Regions from separate parts of the Homo sapiens genome. Here regions 1, 2, 3, 4, 6 and 7 are each linked to region 5. Evidence: chromatin loops called from intact Hi-C (ENCODE). Cell type or tissue: PC-9. All regions are shown on one strand. Region 1 overlaps RAPGEF4 (Rap guanine nucleotide exchange factor 4). Region 2 overlaps RAPGEF4 (Rap guanine nucleotide exchange factor 4). Region 3 overlaps RAPGEF4 (Rap guanine nucleotide exchange factor 4). Region 4 overlaps RAPGEF4 (Rap guanine nucleotide exchange factor 4). Region 5 overlaps RAPGEF4 (Rap guanine nucleotide exchange factor 4). Region 6 overlaps DYNC1I2 (dynein cytoplasmic 1 intermediate chain 2). Region 7 overlaps PDK1 (pyruvate dehydrogenase kinase 1).

The links. A loop is a pair of places that touch in the nucleus more often than their neighbours do. Peaks named below come from ENCODE experiments on the same cell type or tissue, not always from the same donor. Only the 100,000 strongest peaks of a DNase experiment are listed, where the experiment ranks them.
Region 1: it touches region 5 in a loop (5-fold over the local background); 83 of 110 quality-filtered maps call a loop at or near these places.
Region 2: it touches region 5 in a loop (15-fold over the local background); 103 of 110 quality-filtered maps call a loop at or near these places.
Region 3: a loop joins it to region 5, with 5 times the contacts of the local background. A loop is called at or near these places in 4 of 110 quality-filtered maps.
Region 4: a loop joins it to region 5, with 5 times the contacts of the local background. A loop is called at or near these places in 5 of 110 quality-filtered maps.
Region 6: it touches region 5 in a loop (5-fold over the local background); 2 of 110 quality-filtered maps call a loop at or near these places.
Region 7: it touches region 5 in a loop (6-fold over the local background); 4 of 110 quality-filtered maps call a loop at or near these places.

Annotation. Positions count from the first base shown.
Region 1 is chr2:172,862,656-172,866,655 of GRCh38, forward strand. The region is part of intron 4 of RAPGEF4 (Rap guanine nucleotide exchange factor 4); the gene reads left to right. Among named protein-coding and RNA genes, the nearest start is that of RAPGEF4-AS1, 130 kb to the left of the region's middle. In PC-9, CTCF peaks have their summits at 1,739 (motif pointing right), 1,938, 2,876 (motif pointing left) and 3,084; a DNase peak (open chromatin) is centred at 1,716.
Region 2 is chr2:172,811,467-172,815,466 of GRCh38, forward strand. RAPGEF4 (Rap guanine nucleotide exchange factor 4) reads left to right here. Exons shown (of 31, transcript NM_007023.4): 4 at 2,813-2,959. Among named protein-coding and RNA genes, the nearest start is that of RAPGEF4-AS1, 77 kb to the left of the region's middle. In PC-9, CTCF peaks have their summits at 2,033 and 2,233; no DNase peak of the experiment used is centred here.
Region 3 is chr2:172,834,326-172,838,325 of GRCh38, forward strand. The region is part of intron 4 of RAPGEF4 (Rap guanine nucleotide exchange factor 4); the gene reads left to right. Among named protein-coding and RNA genes, the nearest start is that of RAPGEF4-AS1, 100 kb to the left of the region's middle. In PC-9, no CTCF peak of the experiment used is centred here; a DNase peak (open chromatin) is centred at 2,256; H3K27ac peaks cover 2,137 bases.
Region 4 is chr2:173,020,482-173,024,481 of GRCh38, forward strand. RAPGEF4 (Rap guanine nucleotide exchange factor 4) reads left to right here. Exons shown (of 31, transcript NM_007023.4): 23 at 137-234. Among named protein-coding and RNA genes, the nearest start is that of MAP3K20, 53 kb to the right of the region's middle. In PC-9, CTCF peaks have their summits at 1,591 (motif pointing left) and 1,792; a DNase peak (open chromatin) is centred at 1,550.
Region 5 is chr2:172,929,822-172,933,821 of GRCh38, forward strand. The region is part of intron 6 of RAPGEF4 (Rap guanine nucleotide exchange factor 4); the gene reads left to right. Among named protein-coding and RNA genes, the nearest start is that of MAP3K20, 140 kb to the right of the region's middle. In PC-9, CTCF peaks have their summits at 2,311 (motif pointing left) and 2,512; DNase peaks (open chromatin) are centred at 1,630, 1,690 and 2,300; H3K4me3 peaks cover 1,144 bases; H3K27ac peaks cover 1,360 bases.
Region 6 is chr2:171,701,541-171,705,540 of GRCh38, forward strand. The region is part of intron 3 of DYNC1I2 (dynein cytoplasmic 1 intermediate chain 2); the gene reads left to right. Among named protein-coding and RNA genes, the nearest start is that of DYNC1I2, 16 kb to the left of the region's middle. In PC-9, CTCF peaks have their summits at 2,264 (motif pointing right) and 2,463; a DNase peak (open chromatin) is centred at 2,291; H3K27ac peaks cover 803 bases.
Region 7 is chr2:172,592,203-172,596,202 of GRCh38, forward strand. PDK1 (pyruvate dehydrogenase kinase 1) reads left to right here. Exons shown (of 11, transcript NM_002610.5): 10 at 733-846; 11 at 3,627-4,000. The coding sequence ends at 3,767. Among named protein-coding and RNA genes, the nearest start is that of PDK1-AS1, 38 kb to the left of the region's middle. In PC-9, CTCF peaks have their summits at 1,701 (motif pointing right) and 1,901; a DNase peak (open chromatin) is centred at 1,699.

The sequences.
Region 1 (4,000 bases), 67 kb before region 5:
GAGATGCTTAATTTTTCTGTTGCAACACAGATCACCCTCCCTCTTCAGATTTGAGGGCTAGTGACTTGAACACTTGCAAGTTAGGTGGTTTGGGACAAAATACCTAATCTCTTGGGAGAGGAAGTTTCCTCCTTTGTGAAATGAAGAAAGTAACATTCATCATACAGGAATTAAGAGAAGAGATGTACCTGGGTGTTAGGAGGTGCTCTCCTGCCCTCACAGGATATAGTAGTATCATTTACCCCGTGGACTGAGTGTGCAGTGGAGCACAGGGGAGGTGGGGGACTGAGTAGGATGGCAGGAAAGCTGGCTAGAAGGGTGGAACAGTACCTTTGATAAGAATATGACCTGAGACAGGATGGTGCCTGTGGGAATGAGGGGGAAAAGATGAATCTGAAATATATTTCAAAAGGGAACATGACAGAATATGGCAGCAGATTGTATTAAAATAGGGTGACAAAGAAGAAAGAATCATAGTGAGGAGTGAAAAAATGATGGGTTTATGATTATGGCAAAGTCTAATGTGTGTGTGTGTTCTCTAAAAATCAAAAAGCTAGAACAATACAGTATTTCAGGGACTTATAAACTAAGAAAAGTAAGAGAGAAGAGGAAATTGGAGTGCTCTAGTTAACTTATGTAAAGGGAAAGGGAAAAATCAATGATAAACCAATAATATAGAGCTATTGCTGACAATAGAATGAGAATTCAAAGGAATTGCTTAAAATGGCAAATCTATGTTTGGAGTTTTTCCCAGACAAGACCCACAATCATCAAATAATAAGGCTCTTCTGCAATCTTGGAACTTATTTAAGTTTTCCTGAGTTAAAAAATGCCACTGAGGGGATACAAATAGTGTCAGGGTTGGGAAGAAAAAAGAGCACGAGGAATGGAAATTCTCAAAATAGCTCGGTTTTAAAGAGGAAATGGGAGCCAAAAGATGGCTAGTTGACCTTTCAGAACATAACCATTCATTATGATTTGTCAGAAAGTTTGGCAACTGTTATTCCCTAAATAACTTATTGTGATTTTTAAGGAAATTCAAGCAAGAATCAAAATTATACCAAACCCCCAACTGGCAAAAAGGTTGTTTTCCACAAGTTCATTTGCAAGCCCTTTATAGGAGCGATGTTGTAAACATATTTAGGCTCCTTTTCAAAAGTCTACCCAACCCACCCTCGGGTCAAAGTCATGTACAATTGCAATAAAAATTAATAGCAAAACCACTTTTCATGTTAATAATTAAAGCATATATAAGCAATATTAAGCAATGACTATATAAGCAGTAAGCAATAATTAAAGCATAATAGAAGCAATAATCACCAGGATAGAAAATATTTTGAATGCTAGTGTTCAGGGTTAACTACAAGATGATATGTATGGGTTGTGACTCTTTTAAAATTTGTGTCTGCCTTCACTGACTTTGAGACATTGACTTCTTTCATTATGAAAAGTAGGATTTTCCTGTCCTTATTTCAGGCATATCATGGGTTCTACCTTTACCCATATCTGCCATGATTTGGGTTGTTTTCACAAACGAGGATGAGAGAAAAAGGCGGGTAGTGAGAGAGATACCTGAGGTAGCTGGGGCAAAAGTTGAGAGGAAAAACAGCAGGTTTAAAGTATGAGTGAGAAGGAGGTCAAAGGGCAATGAAGGGAGCACTGGACATTGAAGGAGGAACACAAAAAGGTGTGCATTTTGCTCTTGAGGGGAAAGAACATTGGGCTTCATGGCTCCCTGGATCAGCCACCAGGGGGTGCTTCAGCCTCAGAGAAGTTGTCTCTTGAGTCTGGGATTCGGCTCTTGACTGGGTAGACCTGAGGAACCTCCAGTGTACGTCCCCCGATTTAGGTCCCCCTTGTCTTCACTTCCTTCCCTGTTCAGTTTGGATACCATTGCCTATCATTTCAATCACCCTCTTGTCCATATTACTGGTTCTCCCAATCATTCATTCAGTAAGGAGTTATTGGCCGGGCACAGCGGCTCACGCCTGTAATCCCTGCACTTTGGGAGGCTGAGGTGGGTGGATCACTTGAGGCTAGGAGTTCGAGACTAGCCTGGCCAACATGGCAAAACCCTGTCTCTACAAAAAATGCCAAAAATTAGCCAGGCATGGTGGCACGTGACTGTAGTCCCAGCTACTCAGGAAGCTGAGGCCAGAGAATTGCTTGAACCTGGGAGATAGAGGTTGCAGTGAGCCTAGATCATGCCACTGTACTCTAGCCTGGGCCATGGAGTTAGACTCTGTCTCAAAAACAAACAAAACAGAAACAAAATCCAAAAGATTTATGGAGTGACTCCTGTGCTTCGGACATTGTCGTACTGGATACTTGGAAATGAATGAAGCAGGTCTGTGCCTGCCCTTGTCACCTACCAGGTCCAATACCAACCCTTCCTCAGTCCAGTTGTAGGCTTTCTCTTGCCTCCAGCCAGGCTGCTGAGCAGTGCCAGAGAAAACCACACCACTTTCCACATGGCTTCTGTGGCACATCCATCGCCGCCAACCTCACTGGACCCCTCGGCACAACTGAGCCATCCTTACCTATTCTCCTAATGCATTTCTACCCTTCTCCCCAACACCCATTTGAAGATTTCTACTCTCCTCAAATCCTTGACCAAACCACCTCCTTGGTCACTTTTTGCAAACAGCCTCACCTCTTACCATGCAAGATTTCAGCTTCCTGCCAACAAATCAATTACCTGCGTAGTCCAAATAAAACCAACTGCCTTGTGGACAGTTCAACACAGTGAAATCAAGTCTAACTCCAGGAAGCCTTGGAAGGCTAAGGAGGTCTTTACTGAAAGTTTCTTGAGGAGTCAGCCAAGACCAAAAAGGGCACTAGTCTTAAAATATATAGCTAGATTTCCTAAAAATCATCTTTACATGTCTTTCTTCCCAAAGTCTGGCTCCTCCTGGTGGCAGTTCGTTTCTTCTTGCCCTCTGCCCTCTTCCTCTGTTTCTTCACCAGCTGCCACACTCATCTGCCTTGCCTTCTTACCCTGGCCTGCCTTTTCTTATTCCTGCATGGGTAGAGCACACTAGCCTGTCTTGGTGTTGGCCACTCCCCCCACCACCCATTCCTCTTACCTCCATCAGGACGAGTCATAGATGGTTGAATAAGCAGTTTATCCTCCTTCCGAGTGAAGGGAGGGAGGCATTGCAAATACTGGCAATTATATATATGTGTGTGTGTATATATATATTTTTATATGTGTGTATACATATACACATACATATATATAGTCCATTTGTACAAATCCATTTCTAGTCCCTCAGGTTAAGATAGAAGAGGTTTTTCCTCCCGTGACCCCTTCATCTGTGTCCTGGACCCCATTCACTCTCATCCTCTTGGGATGCTTACTTTATGCATAATTTCTTCCATTTCTTATATCTTTCACCTTTTCATCCCCAGTGGATCCTTCTCATCTGAGTGTACATGGGCTTCTACCATTCCAATTTAAAAGAGAACAAGACAAAACAAAACCTTCATCTTCCCCTTGCACCCCTTTATCTACTCTATCTCCCCTTTTATAGCCAATCTTTGTCATGGAATTGTCTATTTGTTGTATCCATTTCTTCCCTTCCCAGACACTCCTCAATCCACGGTGATTAAAATTCTAACCCAGCCACTCCACAGAAAGCTGGCTACCTAAAGTCATCCCCTGCCTGCTTGTTCTGAATGTGAAAGAGAGCCTCAGTCCTTAATTTTTCTATAGCATTTGACATTGTGGATTCCTTTCCCTTCTTGAAATATTATTTTCTTGCAGCTTTTTAGTGCTCTCCTATTCCTTAGTCTCTGTAGGCTTATCTTTCTTTATACACTATTAAAATATAAGTCGTATTCAGGGGCACTCTTCTGACTTTGGGAGAAATGGGGAGATGCCATTCATTGCTGTGGCTTCCGTTAATACATACATACTATTGACTCCCATGCTTAGATCAGGCCTCACTTTGGGAGGCAGGATACAGATCCCTTCTGCTTGGAGAACAGAACTCCAAAC
Region 2 (4,000 bases), 120 kb before region 5:
TAAACATCTTCTTTCAGATGGCCTCGCTGAATATTAATCTGCAAATGAGCAGAAAATTAATAAAAGTGCTCTTTTGAATAGTCCCTATTAAATAAGTATTGAGGCATGAGCAGTATGTATAAGCGTAAAAGAAACGGTTATGTTACATCCAGAAACAGACACTTTCAGCAGCAGGCGAAGGCAGGCATTAAGCCCATCTACAGGGTTTCAGACTTGGAATCCTGACCCATGGAGATCTGGTTAGATGTTAGTGTGGATATCTAAGAGTGCTTCTTCTACATCCACTCATATTCATCCTGTCCATTCTTAATCTACCTTTCATCATACGTGCTGAGCAACATATATTAGTTCTGCTAAGTGAGAGAACATTTGGATGTCAATTTCTTTATTTGAAAATTACTCTCGCAGCACATTGCAAGGCCCTGCCTGTGATTTAAATGTAAATAAGGGCTAGCACCCATAGACTGTAAAGATAGTGAATAGTCTTCAGGGTGAAAATGTTCTTCTTGGCACCTTCTATTTCTCTGTGCCCAATTATCCCAATGCCCAACCATACCTCCCAAATTCATTCAGATTTCTAAGTATATTTGTCCTAAAAAATACTCTGAATCTGCTGAAAGTTTGAACTTGCAAACCATACTCCTTTCAGGTGAGGTTTTCCAGTCCTACTTTTAAGATCATATCTTGTAATTTGTGACTCCTTGTCCTTAAATTTGAGTGGACGCAGTGTGAAAGAGAAGATCTGGAAAGGACTGATCCCATACTTAATTCTGGTAGAAGAATTGATTCCTGAAACAAGCCCAGGGTGCTTGAGCTGATGACTGCAGCTGGGTACTCACTGGCATGGTTTTCCCCTTACAGAGGTGGTCCTGACACAGAAATACACCAAGGAGTACAGTCGGCAGCACTACCGTGATGAAATTTTGTTGTATGTGATAAAGGCATGAGTCAGGTTGAAATCTCCTGGGAAAATCCAAGAAGAAATCCAATCTTGTGTCTTTATTACAAGAGTTGATTATTGGCGAAAGACAGGCTCACGTGTGTCTCCCAGCCTCTGTATTTCCTTGTGTACTGTTTGGTGACAAACTACTCGTGTCAGGGATGGGAGGTGATAAAGAAGACTGATTAATCCATAAACTGTACAGCTAGCTCAGGAATAACTGAGAGCATCCTAGTTCTTTTGCATTATACTTCGCAAATAACCATATATATGTAAAATATGTGGATGATGTCAGTGGTATTACTTAGGGTCCATTTCAGGTTTTTAAGACATGCTGGAAAGTAAAAATTAGGCAAAAGAATTCTTTCCGAAGGGTTCAGGTGATAGAAAAATGAAATAGGCTAGTGGGAACTTCAGGGAACCTGCTATTCCAGAGAATTGTGAAAGTCTGTGATTTATCATAATCTATCTTGTGTTTTTACTAGCATTTAAAAATTGCTCAGAGAGACCTAACTCATTGACTATTGATATTTCAGTTCTGGGGATATTTTTGAGTGAATTTGTTTGCAGTTGCCTTTCTGCAAAATTTATTAGCAGGCTTTTCTTCACTTCTTCCCTGATCTTTTATTCTTTTCTGAGATATTGATTTTATTTTCCCTAACATAATTTTATATGGTAATATCTGTGCAGAAGCAATTTGCTATGGTTGAAGGAACTGGATTCTTATGGGCATTTGTCTTAGTAATGTGATTACAGAGTCACTAACTTGATCTTAATAACATTTGCCTATTATCGTATATTAGATGCATGAAAGGAAAACTGGGCTTTCTAACTCAGAGGATTACCCTTGTGTGTCTCCCTTAGTTTATAATGCCTTACAAAATTAATGTCCAGGTGATTTTGAGTGGCTATTTGCATTATTTGAAACTAGTTAGGATTAAATCCAAACATTATCACCAGTGTTGCATGCAGAGAGGAAATTACTTTTTTTGGTACACCTTAAGAAACTTTTAAATCATCGATTCATGACATTTTATAAGCTAGTCACACCGTACTTCATCGGATGCTGTTTTTACTCTGTTGTGGCTGCAGGAGGCAGCATGATACAAAAATCTTGTAAACTTATAGTCAGATTTGGTTAGAATCTGGCCACACTGCTTATCAACTGTGTGAACTGGGGCTGTGTAGATCCACCACTCTGACCCTCAGTTTCCTCATCTTGTCAAGACAGACAGTGCCAGTTTCTTATTTAAATATTGTAACTGCACTCTCTAACTTAAAAAAAAAAAACTGAGCTCAGCTTCGATAGATTTCTCCTCTTTTCTGAAAACAGATAGTAGTTGTATAAAAAGGTAAGATTCCTGCTGGCAGCTTTATTCATAATATCCTCAAAGTAGAAACAACCCAAATGTCCACCAGCAGGAGGATGATAAGCAAATTGAAGCACACCCATGTTATGGGAAACTACTCATGAATAAAAGGAAGAATCTTTGGATCCATGCAACAACATGGATGAATCTTACAGACATTATGTTGAGCAAAAAAGAAGCTAGGCACAAACCGGAGAATATCGTCTGACTTCTTTTACATGAAGTTCTAAAACAGGCAAAATTCTTTCATGACGGAAATCAGAACAAGTTATCTGAGTGTCTTGCCTGGAAAGGGGCACGAGGGGACTTTTGGGGTTCATAGAAATGTTCTGTCTTGATCTGGTTGGTAATTACTCCGGTATATATATTTGTCAAGACTTGTTGAACTATGCAATTAAATTGGGTGTTTTGCCTTGTACAAATTATACTGCAGTTAAAGAAAAGAAAACACCTACCCATTAGATGTTTAATTTTCTAATGACTAGTTTTTTGGGATCCTCAGGATGCTGTGACCATCTGTACCCTGGGAATTGGGACGGCCTTTGGAGAGTCCATTCTGGACAACACACCCCGCCATGCAACCATCGTTACCAGGGAGAGCAGTGAACTGCTCCGCATCGAGCAGAAGGACTTCAAGGCACTATGGGAGGTGAGCCCTAAGGCTTCTTTGTCAATTAATGCAGTTTCAGAAAAGAAAGGGAGCTGCCACATGGATAATGGCATTACAGTCAAGCCTTAATGTGTTCTGTTCTGAGCTGGTAGATGGAATTTAATTTTCAAAACTTGTTTTTGAAATGAGTGAGTGAAAAAGCCATTTTGACACAAGACATCCTTTTTTTTGTTTAATTTAGTGCTTGCTCAATTTTCTGTAGTTTGACATACCTTATAATTATTTCTTGAATGACCATAGAGTGTTTTATGTATTTTCTCCCTTCTTTTCCACAGATGTATTCTTAACCAGGGAACAAAATACTTTGACATTTTCTTTTGCATTTTAAAAATCATCATTGACATGTTCCCTGGGAAAGTGGAATGAATGGGGTTAACATCTGCTTCATTTAAGTGCTTTTAAAAATGATGCGCCCTATAATAAGATATGAGAAATGGAGGTACATAAAGATGTCTGGTTACTTGCCAACTTCAAAATGCATAGGTGGCACAGCAGTGAATGGATGCAACTGGTCCTAGTGGCTTTTGCATTTATCAATGCTTACCAGAGCCCCTTAAAGTATTGCACTCATTTACAACAAGTATGAGGAATAAATCATCTTACATGCAGTCATGGCAAATAGAGCACTTATAAAGGCCCAGCTAAGCCTTGCATCTTTTACACTCGTTCTTTTCAGTTCTTTAAGCCTCTGATTTTAACCTGCTCCTTGTCTTTGTCCTTAGCTCAGTATGTCCAAGTGTTAAACCATCAGGCTGCAGGCTTCGCCACTGGTCCCAGTGTGGCTAAGATTTTAAACTTGATCTAAAAAGAATTTTGTGTAATCAAATAGTTTCCTCCAGAGCCAAACAAATGGCAGATGCATTAAGGGAGCCAACCTGCAGGTGAATGAGTGATGCTTTGCCTTAAAAGTCATGCAAAGCCTTGGAAGGCCTTGGTGGTGAAACCTGTTACTTTTATTCTTGGCAGTAGTGAATAAATTGTGAGGTTACTTGTTTGAAATATTTCTCTTAGAAAGTATTA
Region 3 (4,000 bases), 95 kb before region 5:
GATATAATCATGTGTGGAAAATAGCAGAGGCAGCTTCAAAAAACTCAGGGAAGAGAGATTGAAAGGAGTGTCCAAGATGGGGTACATATTATAAAGGCAGAGGAAGAGAACTACTCTTCATAAAACTTGATTTGGAGATAATGCTACAATTGTGGTGACTGGTGCTAGTAAACAGGAAGATAAAGCTACTTTTCTGCATGCTCTGAAACCTCTCTCAACAAGAAATAATCCCATTGTAAATAAATTTGTTTATTTGTTTATAAAATCCCAAGCAACTGCTTTTTTCTTCTTCTTCTTCTTCTAATTGGAACATTTGGGATTTCAGGTTTTCAGATTAGGGGTAAACATTCTGCAAATATTCCAAAATCTGAAAAAATCAGAAATCTGAACCAAACAAATGACTTTTAACCACTTTGAAAAATGAGAACCTCTACAAAAGATTGGGTTTCAATAAAGGGAAATCTCTTTTCTACACACATTCTTTCTCCTTTAAACATCGAAATAGTCTTGAAAGAATTTTTTTATTAAATTCTGTTCTCTTTCTTTGATTTTTTTCTTAGGTGAAATATTACATTTTGTTTTCCTGTGGCATAATGGCAATGTCATCCTTATCAGCTTATGCTCCTATTCCGTACTTCAGTTGACTGGCGCCCTCTGAGGCTTCTGAGCTATGTAGGAGTTTTTGCCCCCCACTAGCTGACACCAGTACGTTACAGAGTTGCTCTAAGTTGCCAGCCGTCCCTTCTCACTGAGATCAAACTGCTCTCTTTCCTCTGCTCCTGGTGCCTTTTCTCTGCTAAAGGTTGGGAAATGATATGCGTCTAAGCAAGAGTAAATAGACCGTGAAGAAGTGAGTTGTGAGTGCTCATAGTGGTGTCACCTAGCAGCTTTGATATGTGAAACAGATGCCACATTCATTTTGGTGTCTTAGAGGACAGATATGCAGTTGCTAATTGTGTTCAGATCAATTAAAGGATGTGTATAAGTGGCTATTGGATTACTGGTGTGTTGTTAGTGATTTAAATCTTTATAAAACATTATTTCTAAACTGTTGACCAAGCTGCAAACATATCCAACAATATGCATGCTCATTAATAAATAGAAGAGACAGTTTCTACAGTGGAAAGCACATGGGCATGGTATCAAAATGAGGTTTTACTGCTTTTTGGCAGTGTGATACTGGACCAGAAGTTTGTACCTCAGTTTTCTCACCTGTAAAGTGAGATAATAAAATATAGCTTGTGTGGTGGTGGCATGCCTAGCACATGAATAAACACTGAGTGAAAGAATTTCATTAAATGATAACAATTTTAGAAATATATAACCTGATATTAAATATGTTTTATGAATATAAATCATTAGAATACGTTCTTGATACTTATGATAATAAAATTATTTATCCTTATTGATACATACCTTAAATATATGATTATGACTTGCTAAAAAATATACAATTTTCAAATAACAACAATCTCTTAACCAGTATACATTTCCAATTCAGAAATCAAATTCTCAGTGGCAAGGGAAGATTGAGATCCAGAAAGAACTAAGACTAGCGAGCATTCCATTCCTCTAAGGCTTCTAAATTAGAATGTGGGTCTAGGGCTGGAAAGAGGGTGAGATTGAGTATCATTCTTCCAATCTCTTTCTGGCTTTTTGTTCCTGACTTTGAATGAGGGTGATAGTTGTAATTACTCCAGACTTTCTGAATAGAAGTGAAAAGTGAGGTAAATCTAACTTGTTGAAATGGAAATATACCTTCCACTCCATAAAAGATGTCACATCTTGGTATAATCTCAGGCTTATTTTTTTAGATGCAAATTAGTGAAAAAACAATAGCTAACAATTTTGGCAGCCAAAATCTTCATGGTAGCTTCCTTTGAATGCCAAAAATCTCTCATGTATGGACACATATGCCTGCATAAATACATGCAAAACACACCCTCTTCTGCCTCCACATGTCTATGGCAATTTCCAGGAGAAATGCCAGAAGAAGCAAATGCCTCAAAGACTCTGTGCTTTGAGGTTAAAGGTGTGATGCCTTTGGCACCACCAGAACTCAACTTCGTTGTAGCTCTGTGGTGTGTGACGTCTCAGTTGTGATATCCTAGAGCAACCTCATAGCCCTGATCTCCCATTCTGTCCATGTGATTAAACACGCTCTGTTTGGGTGTTGCCTGGTAGAATAATAACACTGCTTAGGTAAGAAGGGTATTGTCCTGAGGTGTGGCGTCCTTTTGACTTCCTCCCCCAAATGGAGCACTTCCTGCTTTCCAGCTGAATGATGAGTCATGAGAAGAGACTTGAGGATGTGACACAGGAGACCAGTCAGGCCATAATTATTTGTAAGGCATGTGTAACAAATCTGCTTTCAGCACACATCCCATCCAGGTAAAGCCAGGAAATACAACGAGGGCTGGAAATAGCTCGTGGCTAGCATCCTCAACACTAGTCATTTAGTGCTTTCAACAACCCAAAGTGCCACATCAAAGTACTCATGTTTACCAGAATTCTCATTGCAGATCTGAATTCTGATGATTATTTCTATTTTTGTGATTTCTGGCAATTGAGAAACATTGTTAGAGTTTATTCAGAGTGAGAGATTTGTGAAGTGTTTGATATATGTCTGAGATAGACCTAGGTATGTGCTATAATGGCACATAGAAATGTGGCCAGGAGCACAGTCATGTGAGAAAGCTCCCTGAGGTATGTAAGGAGAATGGCTCATATTGCATTTTAAATTGTGTTCTTACAGAACATGAGCATTACCATTTATTACTGTGTATGTCAAGAACCATGTTGGGTGTGTGTGTGTATACATTTTGCTGAATCCTAACTATGGGCTTTTGAGGCAATTATAAACATAAAAATAGCTATATGACTAATGCTTGCTATGGGCTTGTCATTATGCTAAGTAGCCATCTTATATACATTGTCTTATTTAATCCTCCTAACAACATTGGCCGGTGGGGGTGATTATCCCATTTTATAAGTAAGAAAATGGAGACTTGGAGAGATTAAGGAGCTTGCCCAGGGTTGTATGGCTAGTAAAGTGAAAGAGTTAGGATTTAAACTTGCTCTGTCTGACTTCAAAACTTGTGATTTGTACCACACCATTTTTCTCTCTTACCATCCTATGATCAAGCATTATCAGTGACGAACCAGCCAACCAACAAACCAAACAAACCAATAAACAAGTAAATAAACAAATAAATGCAGTTTCAACCTTCTTTAATGGAGTGTATGTTATAATAGAAAGGTATTCTTTTTCTATTATCTCACTCTGTTGCCCAGGCTGGAGTGCAGTGGGGTAATTGTAGCTCACTGTGGTCTTGAACTCCTGGGTTCAATCCCACCTCAGCCTCCTGATTAGCTGGGACTACAGGTGTGCACCGCCTTGCCTGGCTAAATTTATTTTGGTGGTAATGGGATCTCACTATGTTGCTCAGGCTGGTCTCAAACTCCCATCCTCAAGTGATCCTTCCACCTTAGCCTCCCAAAGTGCTGAGATCACAGGTGTGAGCCACTCTGCCCAGCCAAGAAAAATGCTTATATTCACTTGGAGAACAATAGCTCAAATATGGTGTAGTATTCCATTCTCACCAACACTTAGGAAAAAATGGAAATCTACAACCTTAAGTTAAATCCAACAAACATGAAGTGCCTACTGTGTTGGTCATGCTTCTTATGAGACTCTGGGGTGAACAATCAAGAGATACTTTGGAAAAGAGCACCCTCTTAGAATACCAGAAGAATACCAGAAGGCTGAGGCAAAAGAGTACCAGAAGGCTAAGGCTACTGTTCTCACTTTAGTCTCTCACATTGCTACATATCATTTCCTACAAGAAGTGACCTGTTGGGGGGTCTTCCCTTTGATATCCTAAAAAATGAAACATGTTTATTTCTCTGTGGATATCATGACGTGAAAGAATATCCTCCTCAAAAATATCTTCCCCATTTTAACTTCAGTACACTTCATAGAAAGATCAGAGTCATGGTA
Region 4 (4,000 bases), 91 kb after region 5:
TTCAGTACTCTATTTTATGCAGTCACTCTGCGTGTTCCGGTAATTCACCAAGCTGGCAATTTGTTGGTGTGATTAGGGCAGTGCAGCAAATCTCAGATGTATTTAATAGGCAATCTCATGCTTTTTATGTTCACAGAAAAGGTGGTGCTCAAACCTAATGATGTTTCAGTATTTACGACGCTCACCATTAATGGACGCCTGTTTGCTTGCCCGCGAGAGCAATTCGATTCACTGGTAGGTGTGGATGGCCTGCTCAGAGCAGCATTGCAATCAGAAAAACTTGTCTGGAGCCTAATTTTGCAGTCACACTGAACCCAGTGGCTAAAAAATCTTGAATGGTACTTAGCTTTTTCTTTTTCTGCAGTCTATTAGGTAAGCCTCAGGTGTTCATTTGAGATGCTCAGGGCTTTTGATTTTCTTTTGTGAAAATTAGCCAAGTAGCACCACTATTAGGGCATAATTCAGCTTTCAGAACTCTTTGTTGTAATTCGCCTCATTGGTATGTCCCCAGTTTAAATATTAAGAATCTGAATACTTACACCAGGATGGAAATAATTTTTCTAAAGCAAGATATCACTATTTATCAGGCTCCTTTGCATTATGGCAAAGCCACCATCTGATCTAAGAGAAATGCTGTTCCCCAAAAGCACTTTCTCTACCTTATGCAGAAAATGGCAAAGTCCAGACCCTTCCCTAAGTCTCCAAAAACACTTGTTACCCAGCATACAGACAGATCTTTCTGTGAAGAAAAGACTAATAGGACCACACTAATAACTGAGTAGCCTGCTCTCTTTTAAGTCGGTGGTAGCATCCATTTCTATTTCTCCTACCAGAATTTGGTATGTAGGTGAGTAGCTAGTAACATATCTTAGAAAGCCTAGAGGGCCAATTCAGAGGGTAGAGAAACTGGTTTCTTCAGTCTTTGGATACACGGGGTTTCTCCTTTAAGAAAGGCACAAGACCGAGCGTGGTGGCGGGCGCCTGTAGTCCCAGCTACTCAGGAGGCTGAGGCAGGAGAATGGCGTGAACCCGGGAGGCGGAGCTTGCAGTGAGCCAAGATGGCGCCACTGCACTCCAGCCTGGGCAACAGAGCGAGACTCTGCCTCAAAAACAAAGAAAAGAAAAGAAAGGCACAAGACAAGAGCTAGAGGTAAACTGCATCCAATTTTAGGGAGAGAGTTTACATAAGGGATGCATGAGTAGGTTTCAAGTTTGATCAGATCAGCTCTTATAGATATCAAGATTCTCTTCCTTGGACTTTTTAGAGGTTGTTTCAGGCTCATCATAATCCTGATTTTTTGTTTTAGAGAGTACCATTTTGTGCACTCCAGTGAGGATAGGTGGATTTTTACCATATTTTGAATTCACTTGGAGAGGAACTTAGCAAATGTGGCATTAGTTTTCCTGCTAATCCCTCATCCATCAGAGCCCATAAGCACGCTCACCTTTCCTCAATCACCAGCCTTATAAGATCTGAGTCTGCCTCCCGCCTTTCCGTATATTTTTTTAGTCATCTACATTCATTGCTTTCTAAATAAATATTTCTCAATACTGAAGGATTGGGGAAAAAAATGTCATAAATGAGTCGTGCTGCCCTCTCCTGGAAAGGAAAGCCATAAAAAGCCAGTTCAGCGCAGCCCCATTAAAGGTGCTATGTGACATGTTACTGCACGGGTGCTGGGGACTCTCTTGCCAGAGGGTTCTTGGCCGCAGTGCCAAATGACATGGCGCAGACACAGGGAGTGCAGACTGTCTTCAGCTCCCTGTGGGGCAGATACTAACTTTCTAAACCTCTGTTTGTTGGCACACAGTCCTGCAGCCTTCCAAGTTCTTAGTCCTTGCTCGTCCTCTGTTTTAAGGCCTCTGTCGTTGGAAGGAATGTCCTCTGCATTGAGTACCCTGGGCATGAACTTCTTCCCTATCAGCGCTCTGCCATTCATTGTGCTGTGAGTGGCCAAACCTTACCTGCCTCACATAACTGTGGACAATGAGCTCCTTCTCTGGCTTTCTAAAGATTCCCTTTGAGGACAGCCCATCGAGGAGGAGTCGCACAGAGGATGACCCTGCAGTAGAGAATGTTGGCCACACTCTCTGATCCATCCACACATGCTTCTGCAGGGTCTGCTCTGTGCTTGGGGCTGTGCTGGCTTCTGTGAGACACTAAACCAAGTGCCCCAGAGCCTCTGTCCTTACCGCAGTTACGCTAAAGCCAGAGAGATGAGACTAACACAAGCAGCCTGGAATAGAACAAGTCTTAGTGTTCAATGTTAGCCTTAAATTGTGTGGTCTATAATAGAATCAGTAGAGTGCTGGCAAGTTAGCCTAGTGGTTAAGGGTTCAGATTCTGAAACTTTACTCTTCACATTTTATTTAAGTATAAATATCAGTACAGAGCAAATTCCTATAAAACTCCATTGTAGTATAATGTGATTCTACTTTTGTCCATTCACTGGTTCCTCAGACTTTTATTTAGTACCTACCACATCATCGCAGGCATTGTAGATGGTTCTGGCTCTAAAATGGTCTTGAAGACAAAACCATCATGGTCCTTGTACCTCAGTGAGCAAACAGTGTAGTGAGGCACCCCCGCATGTGACCAGTGAGAATGCAGTGCAGCAAGGGCCATAGCAGAGCTAGACACAGAGGGTGTGGGCACACGAGGAAAGGAAGATGCTCCGGGTAGCTTACCTTCACCATCTCTTTGTCACTGACAATCCACACATCCCTTTTATGTCTTAGTCTCCTCATCTGGAAAATGGGAGGATAACAATGCTACTCTCCCAATTACCCCTCTCCAGCCTTAGCAAAGAAATCATGGCTCAAAAACCGTGGGGAGAAAATGCATGGGAGTTCTGTGTCTGTGGGTAAGCAGCTTTCAGATCTGTCTGTGCGATGCAGGCTCCACATAAGCTCTGCTGTGCCTTATCTGTAGGACATTTCCACAGGGCTATGTACAAGAAAATGGCCCAAGGAGGCGCTTCCTCTGGGGTCCAGGGTGAGCATTTATATTCCCCACTTCTAAGGGAGAAGCACCTTTTGCTGCTCACATTGCCTCTTCCGTGGCTCATGGAAGGGGTCAACCTGCCCTACGCCGGGAGAGAGACTTGGTGAGCCCTGCCCACTGAAAGAAAAGTTGAGACTCAACAGAGCTTTCCGTTACTCTCAAAAGGGTTGCAGGAGTGATAGACCAGCATCCACGACTAAAAGAACTTTGCATATTTCTTAATATTAGACTCTTCCCTGTGTTGTTAGGTAAACTTGTCCCCCTTATGTAAAGTTATAAAGCCTCAAGGAAAAGAAGGAGCAAGGTGTACTGGGTATCTCCAATCCTGAGGAGAGAGCAAACAGCAGGAATAACGTAGGAGGGGCAGCTCCGCAGAGCAGCAGAAGGGCTGTGTTCACAGCAGCTGCAAGAGGGAAGGAAGAACGTGCAAGGCCAGTTTGATCCTCTGAGAGGCAGTCGTAAACCCTAAAATGTATAAGCTTCCCCAACTTTTTTTACCTAGGACCTACCCTGGTTGAAATCATTCTCCTCATTTGTTTCCATATGCTACTTGCCCATCAGCTTCGGTTCAGTTCCCTAAGATTTAAAACTTTGGAATCACTTTTCTTCCCTGTCCTCTGTCCCCTGTGTAGAGTAAATTGGGAGCAACAGTATTTCGCTCCTACATCCAGGTGTTGTACTGATCACACTTTTCTGTGTATTTGCATTGCTACAGCACTTCTTTTTTTTATTATTTTTTTTTTTTTTTTTGAGACGGAGTCTCGCTCTGTCGCCCAGGCTGGAGTGCAGTGGCGGGATCTCGGCTCACTGCAAGCTCCGCCTCCCGGGTTCACGCCATTCTCCTGCCTCAGCCTCCCAAGTAGCTGGGACTACAGGCGCCCGCCACTACGCCCGGCTAATTTTTTGTATTTTTAGTAGAGACGGGGTTTCACCGTTTTAGCCAGGATGGTCTCGATCTCCTGACCTCGTGATCCGCCCGCCTCGGCCTCCCAAAGT
Region 5 (4,000 bases):
AGGGATTTAGGAGCTCTTAGGGTTTCAGTTAAACTCCCAGCTCTGCCAATTTCTAACATGGGAACATGAACAAGTTACTTAACTGCCTTACTCATTTGTTTCCTCATCTACAGAAGGAGAATAATAGTAGCATCTTGCCCAGGGAGGTGTTCAAGAGTATTAATGAGATAATGTATGCCAAGGACTTAGCCAGTGCTGGCCTCTAGTATCTGCTTTGTGGAGACACATAGTGGGGCTGTGAAGTTCTTGTTAAGAAGAAGGGAAAGGGTTCAAAGTAGCCCCACAGAGGAGGCAATGTCTGGGTGGGTGCTACCCAGGGGGAAGGAAAACAATATGCCAGGCTGATAGCATTGCATGAACACAGGAAAAGAGTACCCGAATTTTCTCTTCTGAATTATTTTGGGCACTCTTCTTTCTAAGGATCCCTTTCAAAGTTATAAAAACCTGGCTTCCAAGCCATAGGCATTCCAGTGTCCCAACAAGACACCTTCCTCACCCCTCCTCAAAGAGCTTGATCTATTTTGAGTCTGGAGGGGGAATTAGCTTGAGTTTCCCCCTATTTTACTTCTCAAAATCATGCCTTCTTTTTTAAAATACAGAACTAGCTTGAGTTTGGAGGCTATTGTTCACTCTGACCTCCAGCTCCTTTTCCGTTATAATTACCCAATCAATACTCCCTCATTTCTGTTGTTCTCTTTGTTTGCCCCCCTCTTTTGAATGAATTACTTTGCAAAGCTTTCTATTGAATTTTGCCCTCTTTTTCCTTTTCTGTTTGTCAAGGTCATTTTAAATTTCAAACTAGCTCTCCTAACTGCCAGCCACCCCCACTCAATTGGGTATCATTGTTAAATTTGATAAGAATGTTTTTGATTTGATTCCATATTCAAGGCATTAATAAGCATGTTAAATTTAGCAGCATTCAGCCCAGTACCTAAGCCTGTGGGATTCAATTTGTTTGTGCTAATTTATTTGCATACATGATTTATGATCACCCCATCCAGACATAAAAGAAACTTGGGAAAACATACCATGAAAATTCTGGGTAAAACAAGGGCTAAGTCATTGAATTCACTTCTGTCATGCTTTTCACTCAATTGTAGTTTGAGGGAAAAGGAAGACAATAATTTTCTTTCTGTCTCCAAAGACATTAGTATGACGGGGTTCAATACTCATTCATTGTTACAATCCATGTCCCTAGAAGCGCATGTTTGCCAGTTCCCATCCCTGACACTTAATAGCCAGTGACACTGAACAAGTCACTCATTTCCAGGAGCTTCAGTTTCCTCACTGGTATAATGGTGATCTGACTTACCACAATAAAAGGATTAGTAAGATCAAGCCAGGCCGGGGTGGGGGGGGGGGGCGCTGGGGGGCGGGGGGACTGAACAGGTGGGAGGGGATTCCAAAACTCGACAACGATCTCAAATAGAAAACATTCTATTCAGTTTACATGGAGCGTAATTCTAGATAAGATCACATCCTGTTTCTATAGCCTCAGTCCCAGGATATTTTTCTAGCTTGCGGGGAGCTCTCTGAGGCAGGCCTGTGGGTTCTGGTGTAAGTGGAGATTGGGCCTGGAAAGCCTTAGAGAGGTGCTCTTGCTTCCTGTTGGCACTTGGTTCAATTCTCAGTTCTGGGAAGACTTCAGGACAACAAATGGAAAGTCATTCATCTTACCGTCCTTATAAACTTGGCTCAGACAGGAGAATCAGAAATTCCCAAGTCACACCAAGTGCTCCTCTGGTGCTGTAATTTGATAGCCCAATCCCAAACAAAGTGAGGAAGCCACACCCAAACCTTCCTCCAAAGTTAACCACAAAGATGAACCGGAATAGACAGTGAGAGCAGGAACACAAAGATAAGCTGGAGAAGGCAGCTGGCTTGTTTGGGGCACATCGGAGAGTCATGGATGTTATCACAGCAGCCCACCCAGGACCTGCTAGTTTTAGGTTATGTGAGATTTTTTAAATCTTACGTTTAACCAATTCTCCTTTTATAAGTGTCAAAGCATTGCAGTGTACAGCTGCCTAGTAAAAGGATTTGTAACATAGATGCGTAAATGGTTCTGTCATTCAATAATATAGTCTCTTAAATAACTGAAACAGGTAATGCTTCCCTTTCCCCTTCCCGCCACTCCTCACACCCCTTGACTCCCATGCGCCCCCCACCCCCACCCCCATGCGCCCACCCCCAGCTTTATATTTTGTGTGTGTTTTCTTCCTTTTTCTCAATTTGGTGTTTGGCATATTCAGAAAAACACGTGGGCTCCCTCTGGTGGTCATTCCGGTGTTCATGCATGTCTAACCTTCAAGTTTTAGTTACATGGCACAAGATATTTGGATGAAAAGTGGAAATATTCGTAGTAAATGTTATTTTCGTTTGTAAGATTCCTAGTACTTGGAAACCACCAAAATAACCAGCTCATTCACTCATTCATCCATTCATATGTGCACATATATAGTCTTCCATTCTCACATATTGTTGATATTTGACTTTGCTAAATGCAGCATGGTCTGGTCTGCAAGTCCATACAGAACAATTGAGTTCCAGTCCTGTAAGTTAAACAAATTTTCTCAAGGAATGGGGCTGTTAATCAGCGAGTTTTTATGGAATGCATACAGTGTATTAGACCAGGCATTGTGAAAAATAATTTGTTGCTCACCACTTAAAAAAATATATGAACAAGCTTTTTAATAGTTACAATGTTATATTATTTCCTTTTGTTGTTTAAGTCATATTCCCATTTTATTTCCTCTGTAGAAATTTATTCTACTGTAACATATTGTTTTCCAGGCCAGACGACTTTGTCATCCAGATTCAGCTATAATAACAAAGACTCAAACACAACAGCATCTTAAATAGATTTTTTTTTACTCATGTTAACTGTCCAAATATGAGCTGCCCAGGGTTAGTATGGCAGCTTCACGTTGTAACGTATGTTTGTGGTTGAAAGTCTCTTATGGATCACCCTCATACTGAACATGTATCAAAAATATGTACTTACATTTAAATATTCGTGTTTTAAAATCTCTTGTGACCATGGGTCTTTGTTACAACTTTTCTTCTAGATTGGGTTATGACAATAAGTAGATATATATGATCATCAAAACAAAATAAATATTTTATAAATTTCTGTACAAAAATATTAAACATTAAAGTAAATTACTATTAGAAATGCATCACTGGGTGACTTTGGCAAGTGTTTTAAAAAATGAATTATTTTAAAAAGTCAATTCATGCACCTTTAGGAAATAGCAGTTTCATTCTTCTTCTTGGTTTTTATGTATGCAAGCACTGGGAAAACTCATTCACAAAAACAGGAAGCTGGGGATGGAAGTAGTTTTAAGTAACAGTGTTACTAAATTCTTTGAATCCTAGGAAACTCATGTGTACTTCATGGAAAGCTAGAGATGATGGTGGAGTTGCAGTGGAGGGGTGGAAAGTGTTGCATTCTAGATGGATTTTGGAAATAGAGTCCATAGGATTTTCTGATGGATTAAATACGAGGTAAGAGAGAAGGTACTCAAGGGTGACTTCAAGGGTTTTGGCTTGAACACGTGGAAGGATGCAACTGCCATCAACCGAGGGAGGGAAGGATGAGAGTAGAGTGAGTTTGGAGACCTGGTTTCAAGGTCACTGTACTGGGCAGTATCCAAGAATGAAGTGTAATTAGATTTTGCACCGTACCTGGGTGCAGTCAATAGCTAATAATGATAAACATTAGACTAGAGAGTGATAATGAGATAGATGATAGGGATTTGCACTGAGTAGGACATGCCCGGGGCATGAATGAAATTAAAATGTGTCTGAAAGAAATGAAATAGTGAGACATAAATCAGCAAGAATTTTATCAGGTTTGTTTTGGCCCCTATTATATGTTATATATTTAAGATCATTTATGTTTATAAGTTAACTCTGTATATGCTTTCAGGTTTCACCTTTTAAATTAATAAAAGGTTGATTTATGTAATATTTCAAGTAAAAACAGCTAAGTGAACCA
Region 6 (4,000 bases), 1.2 Mb before region 5:
AAGGAAGAAAGATACCATTAAACTTCATACTGTTAGTTTAATGTTATTACTAAATTAAGCCATGGAGAGATAATTTAGTTAAGTAGCTACTTTTTAAAATAAAAATGTCCCTAGTGAACATGATTGGCTATAGAAAGGTTTTGAAGAACATTTTATATATGATTTAAACTTTGTTGAGTATTTGGATTAGTTATAAGACAGTGGGGAAGGTAGCATATTTTATCTCCAGTCATTTTATAAATAGATTATTAATAAAAAATTTTTTACAGAGTATACTATCTGGCATAATTTTCAACAAAGGTTTTTCTGAGTGGGGCGGAATAGTATCTTCCTCTTGATTAAATATTAGCTTATCTGTTGTGAACTATTTGACTTCAGAGTTTTTAGCTGTCAGTAATTAAGAGTGGAGACTCAATTCTGGTCAAGATAGAACATTGTAGGGAGCAGTAAATAAATATGCTTTGAAAAACAAGCCAAATGTCATTGCTTTAATTTATTTAGCTTATGATATCTATTTGAAATTTTCAATAATGTGTAGGCATGTGAGATTGTGTTTATCAAAGCAGCATGAGCTGATTAACAGTTGAATTACCAGTTTCTCCAAATAGCTATGAACAAAGGGTTGGCTGTTCCTTCCCAGAAAAGGTTAACACTGTATTTAGATTTAAGAATTTAAGTTTCCAAGTTAGATCTACATCTTTTCCTTTCTTTGAGGTTCTTATTTCTAAATGATGTTTCCCTTTCTTGTTGGCAGATTTACCATTATAATGGAACCTGTGAAGGGTTAAAGGCTTTCTGAAGATCTCATTACCGTTAGAAAATTAGGCTAAGTGCATTTCATAATCCTTAAAACATATGCCTACAAGTCCAGTATTTATTTGTAATTTGGCCTGAAAAATACAGGATACGGATGAAGGCCATGGCTTTCAAACCTTTTTTGACAGTAAACCACAGTAAAAAATCTATTTTGTATCATGACTTAGGATGGATACTTGTTTTTCTTTTCAATATAGAATGTACTCCTTATTAAATATTTTTAAAGCATAGAAGTATAAAAACACTGGGTTTATTTTAAAAAATCAATCTATTGTTTTCCTAAAGTGGATTTTTTTTTCCTACTAAAAACAATTGGTTTAAAGAAAAAAGAGATACAGCTAATCAAACCTCTCATAACTTTTCTTTGCTGGTAGTTTTTTTTTTTTTAAACAGTCTCACTCTGTTGTTCAGGTTGGAGTACAGTGGCACAAACTGCAGCTTCTACCTCCAGGCTCAAGCAGTACTTTCACCTCAGCCTCCCAAGTAGCTTGGACTACAGGTTCACACTACCATAGCCATCTAATTTTTTTGTTTTTGTAGAAATGGGGACTCACCCATCTCTACAGGCTGAGTGTGCAGGCTGGTATCAAACTCCTGGCTTTAAGCGATCCTCCTGCCTTGACCTTCCAAGATGCTGGGATTACAGGCATGAGTCACTGTCCCTGCCTACTGGTAGATTCTTAATTATTTGGCAACTTGATGACTTTTTGTTAGAGATTCTTGAGAGCAAGGAGAATATATTACTTACATTTTTACCTCTGGTGCCATCACAGGCTAGACACCTAAATTTTTGTTCCATTATTACTAGGTCATGTCTTACCGCCTGGTAAGGGCGAATTAAAGCCATTCTGCTTTAGGACAACAACTAAATCGTATTGTTTAATTTAATTATTTTTTGAGACAGGGCCTCACTCTGTTACCCAGGCTGGAATACAGTGGTGCAACCATGGCTCACTGCAGCCTTGACCTCCTGGGCTCAAACAATCCTCCCGCCTCAGCCTCCTGAGTAGCTGGGACTACAGCCATGCGCCACCATGCCCAGCTGATTTTTTGTAGAGACAGAGTCTTGTTATGCTGGCCAGGCTTGTCTCAAATTTCTAGGATCAAGGAATCCTTTTGCCTCAGTCCCCCAAAGTGCTGAGATTATAGGCATGACACATCACACCCGAGCTAAAATGTTATTTTCACTTATTAATTTCTTTTTTTTAATGTAATGCTCTAAATCACATTGACAAGGAGAATAAAGGAAATGAAACTCTTACGAGAGATTAGTAGAGGATATTTAAACCTCATTATGAAGAGAAAGAGCAAGGGGAAGGAAGAAATTAATATTTCAGAGAGTTAAGGTTTAAAGTAACATCTTTCAGAAGGTCAAAAAAAAGTAAGGTATGAAAAATAGGTAGTTATTTAAATTTTAATATTCCGGGCTAAGAACACTTGTGTCCAGAAGGGGGCATTATTGTAACGTGGACTGTGTTTGAGTACTGAGTATCATTGATGACCTTAGAAGAGACTTCACAACTTTGGGTTCCACGCATCCCAAAAGCTCACTCCTTCCATTTCACAGTCTTCTACCAACACTCCCATTCCCTACATTCACCTTCCTTAGCTTTCTACCTTTTCCAGGTCTTTCTTCCTGATAAAAACCCCTTCTTGCCAGAGGCTTTCTTCTACTTGAAAAATAATTCAGCTATGTGCCATCCTTTGCCCTTGAGACTTCTGTGTAGTTCTGAGTGGTTGACCCAGACTTAATGCTAATTCTAAATCTAGGTGCATTCCCAGGTCCTTTGTGGTCTAAAAATATTCTAGTTGTTTCTTCACAGGCCAGAAGCCAGCAGTGTTAATTTTATATCCTTGGAAGGACAAGGTCTAAGCTGGTAGGAAAGGCTTTCTTGATTGCCTTTTTGTCCTGGATAGTTAAAGAAGTACAGTCTTTCTCACATTACCTACATGATCAGTGACTGCCATGGTTTAGCTTTTTTTTTTTTTCTTTTTTTTTTTCTTCTGTGACAGTTGTCAAAGAAGAGAATAGGTATCTGTGCTCTAAACTTCTAAGAAGCTGAAATTCATTAACATATTCACCTATGTTTATATTAATTCCTTTACTTTATACCATTTAAAACCTGTTTTAGGCTGTTTATGTGCAGAACTGTGGAGTAAAGGTAATCTGATTGAATCACTGTTCTTACTAAGCAGATCATATCTCAGATACTTGGCAAAAATTAATTAGTAATGGTTTATGTTATTTTCAAGGCTGATTAGACTTACAAACTGTCTTTAAAAATGAATTCCAGAAGTGAGTCTTTTCTTACATTTGAGAACCTGTGAGTTGATTAGTGTTTCTGTTTTGTTTTGGCCTCCTGAATGCATGCATTCATTTGTTCTCAGGGGTTTATTGAAGTCTGGGAATATAGTGGTATTTGCCTTCTTGCATAATTCTAGTATTCTTTGATTTTTCTAGATTAATTGGATTAAAATGTAGCAGTTACCAAATAACACTATCATTCCCCTTTTTAAAAATTAATATTCCTCCTTTTGTAATGATAGTAATTTTTTTCTAGGATTGTCCCTTCTGTGGTATACATTATTTATTATTGCAAAATGTAGCTGTGGCTCAGATAATAGCTAAGAGTCCTTTATAGAGTCTTTTCCATCATTTGGCTTGAACCTATATTTGGGAGAAAGAAGATAGTTCTGGGATGGAGATATTTATATAATTACAAATGTGAAGTCACTGTGATTTATTTTGGCTTTGGCTAAGAAACTGTGATAATATGGTAGCATCACCCTTTTATTTTTTATTTCTGAAACTTTTATTTCAGAACTGGCTGTTAATGTATCTGTTTATCTGTGTAATTAGTATTTAGCCTGTTTCTGTAAAGAATTTTGATTAACATTTTTTAAAAATGTAGTCTTTAACCAAGTAAAATACTGTTGAACTTGTTCAGTGGAGTCATTGATACTTGAAATCATCAGAAAGGGGGAAAAGCATGTTAAACTGAAAAAGAATTCTGTAGTTCATCACAAATAGATTGATGGGAATTTTACTAATTTTCCTCCAACCTCTGATATGTACACTTGGAAAAATTGTTTTTCTGAGTATGAAATTAGGTATGTAATTTAAAGCATACAAAATTTCTTCTTTAAAAATCTTGAAAACATTGTGGTGCCTCACTATAATTTA
Region 7 (4,000 bases), 340 kb before region 5:
GTTACAGAGAAGACCTTCAATTATCAGTTATAGGTTTTAAATTTACCCTGGCTTTTGAAGGAATAGGGTACACTGTTTTTTCTTTACTACTTCTATCTCTCTTTCTCTTTGACTTCTTTGCCTCTCTCTTTCTGACTCCTCTTTGTCTCTTCCTCTCTCTGACTTTTTGTGTCTCTCTTTCTCTCTCTCTCTGACTCCCTCTTTGTCCCTGTCTCTTCCTCTCTCTGTCTCTGACTTTGTCTCTTTCTTTCTTTCTCTCTGACTCCCTCTTTGTCTCTCTCTTCCTCTGTCTCTCTCTCTGACTTTCTGTCTCTTTCTCTCTTTCCTTTCTGCTGGTCTTTCCCTGCCTCTGCCAGCTGCTTATGCTGCTCTTCTCCCCTCTCCTGGAGAAGTCCGCAGACCAAGAACCCACTGGAAGGAACCAATTCCAGACACAATACGACCGAGCAGGCCAGCAAGGAAAAGCAATATGCTTTTTCGAGACCAACCACAAGTCATTTTATAGAAAGAATAAAGAGTTTTAAATGACCAGAGGGAAGTCAGCTGATACAGTACTCAAGTAAACCTCAGCTTAATCATTGTCAATGCTTAAATATTAATTATATTAAATATAATGCATCTCTCAGATGCGGGCTCTGATAGCCCCGTGGTACTCAATGGCATCTATCTTAATTAGAAAAGTATTTCAGTGTGTGTCTTTCTGAATAGAATTTTGTTTTTCTCATCAAACAGGCTGGTTTTGGTTATGGATTGCCCATATCACGTCTTTACGCACAATACTTCCAAGGAGACCTGAAGCTGTATTCCCTAGAGGGTTACGGGACAGATGCAGTTATCTACATTAAGGTAATAGCTGTAGTCTTCTTGATTTAATATTTCTTTTGATGATAAGAACAGATGTCCATACTTAACTGTAATGAAATTTAACTCTACCACATGCTGTTTAAATAGAAAAAAACTATGGTTTTTTGCTGGGGATCTCACCCATTTTGATAGATGATCCCCTAAAACTATGGGGAAAGAGATTTGTATCCTGGAGTGATTAGGACTCTGTCTATTAATAGGAAAAAAATTGGGTTAAAGTAGAGAATCATAAGTTATATATCATACAAGTTTAATTTTAACATAAAACACATGAATGGACATTGATAACGCCAAACTTTTGATGTACTGCCAAGGCTTTTTTTTTGTATATGGGTCTGCAGATTGGAGTGTCACATTGTCTTTTTTGCAAAAGCTGTACTGACAGTGCATCATTTTAGTTTCTTTAAACCAACAAGTGCATACTCTTTTTGGACTTTTATGCAGTCCTTTACAGATACCTCCTGACTGATTTGACAGCAAGTTTTATGTGACTTTCCTTCATGAGTCTTTCCAAAACATTCATCTTAGTTTTCAAGGAAACATTCCCCTTTTTATTCTTTGCTTATGTAATAAATTTTGTAATTATCATGACAGAATTGTACAAACAGATTTGGGAACAAGCACAAGTGACTCTTGGTAAGCATATAGCTTACCTAATGGACACAGAAGCACTTAGTCTGCTTGCCTGGAGTGTTCAATGCATTAAGGAGGGTTCCACACATTTTACATGGTGGAAAAACACTAGGTTCCATCATTCCCCTTCTTCGGCTAACTGGTGGCTGTTTATGCCTGATTTAGTGACTCTAGTTTCTTGTTCTGGCCACTAGATGGCATCTATTTTATAGGAAATGTTGAAGAATTTATATTGGAAAAAATATCTGAAAAGACTAAATTCTTTCTAGATGGTATTTTTTGTTTTTTTAACCATGTCAATTGCGAGGGAAAAGGGCAACATCAATGCAATGTTTTTCTTTTTTTTTTTTTTTTGAGACGGAGTCTTGCTCTGTGTCACGTAAGCTGGAGTGCAATGGCATGATCTCGGCTCACTGCAACCTCCGCCTCCCGGGTTCAAGCTGTTCTCCTGCCTCAGCCTTCCGAATAGCTGGGATTACAGGCGCCTGACTAATTTTGTATTTTTAGTAGAGATGGGGTTTGACCACGCTGGCTAGGCTGATCTCGAACTCCTGACCTCAGGTGATCCGCTTGCCTTGGCCTCCCAAAGTGCTGGGATTACAGGCATGAGCCACCACACCTGGCCTAGTGCAATGTTTTTATGACAAAATGTAACATTTTGATCTAGCCCAGGAGTGTCCAATCTTATGGCTTCCCTGGGCCACAGTGGAAGAACAGCTGTCTTGTGCCACACATAAAATACACTAATGATAGCTGATGAGCTTAAAAAAGATTGCACAAAAAAAAATCTCATAATGTTTTAAGAAAGTTTACAAATGTGTTGAGCTTCATTCAAAGCCATCCTGGGCCGCATGCAGCCTGTGGGCTGTGGATTGGACAAGCTTGATCTAGCCTGTAGATCAAGAAATTCTGGAATATTTAGAGAAATATGGAGGTGAAAGGTTTTTTGTTCTACCTTAGGGAAAATAGAAGATAAGAAGTCTTAGAGAATCATTAAAATTGTCAACATCAAAGACTTTAGCATTATCAGAATGAGATTTTCTTGTTCAGGGTGTTCTGCATCTTAGGAAATGCCTTTGGCCTGGGATGGAAATACTACTGAAAAATCCTAACTTGAAGAAGATAACTAGAAATGTAGTTTATCTCAGGTTCCAGTGACTTATAGGAAGCTGAAATACAATGGAGAATTACTGGTAATAATATATGGAAAACTGAAATCATGCATGATGCAGAAATCTTGTGCACAGTGACTGAAATTGGAGGCCGGAGAAGACACAGATTCAAACCCAGGGCCAATAAATGTTCACGAAAAAGCTAAGATGCCTTAGACATAGATTTCTATTTATTAATAATGTTATAATGAGTTTTTAAATTTTTATGTATTTATAGAGTCAATATCTTGCTTTGTTGCCAGGCCGGAGTGCAGTGGTACAATCATAATTCACTACAGCCTTGAACCCCTGGGCTTCAAGTGATCCTCCTCTCTCAGTCTCCCAAGTAGTTAGGACTACACCCATGTGCCACCATGTCCAGCTGATATTTTTATTTTTTGTAGAGACAGGATCTTGCTATGTTGCCCAGGCTGGTCTCCAACTCCTGAGCTCAAGCAATCTTCCTGTGTAAGCCTCCCAAAGCACTGGGATTATAGGCATAAGCCACCGTGCCTGGCTTGTGATGAGTTTTTTTTAAAGCACAGTGACTATGCTGAAAAAAACACTATTTCTTCTAGTAAATAATTAAAATAGAGTTCATTAAATTTATGTGCATCTATTAAGATACATATATCGATTTGTATGCTTTTACATTTAACCAACTTCTTCAGTTAGCCAACTCTGATCTGGGTCATGTTTTGTGTAAAATTTCAGTCCAGCAGCTTCCAGGATGGCTGGGGAATTACTGTAAGCAACAAACTCAGTCAACCTGCACATCAGTCAGTGCCATAGATTTCATAAATAACACGTTTCAAATATACATACCATTTAAAAGTATATTTAGGTGGTATAAGGATTAATAAGATACTAATAGAATATTATTTAATTTGTCGTAACCTTTTTGCCATTGTCTATTTTCTCAAATAATGAATTCTAAAAAATGCCAGACTTAATAGGTCTTAGGTTTTTCTTTTTCAGGCTCTGTCAACAGACTCAATAGAAAGACTCCCAGTGTATAACAAAGCTGCCTGGAAGCATTACAACACCAACCACGAGGCTGATGACTGGTGCGTCCCCAGCAGAGAACCCAAAGACATGACGACGTTCCGCAGTGCCTAGACACACTTGGGACATCGGAAAATCCAAATGTGGCTTTTGTATTAAATTTGGAAGGTATGGTGTTCAGAACTATATTATACCAAGTACTTTATTTATCGTTTTCACAAAACTATTTGAGTAGAATAAATGGAAACTGAATTCCATTTGTGCCCGTTAAACCTCCTAAAGGATGAAATTGCACCTATTTTACACTTATATTTTCACAGTTAATTGAACATATTTTTAAACAACTG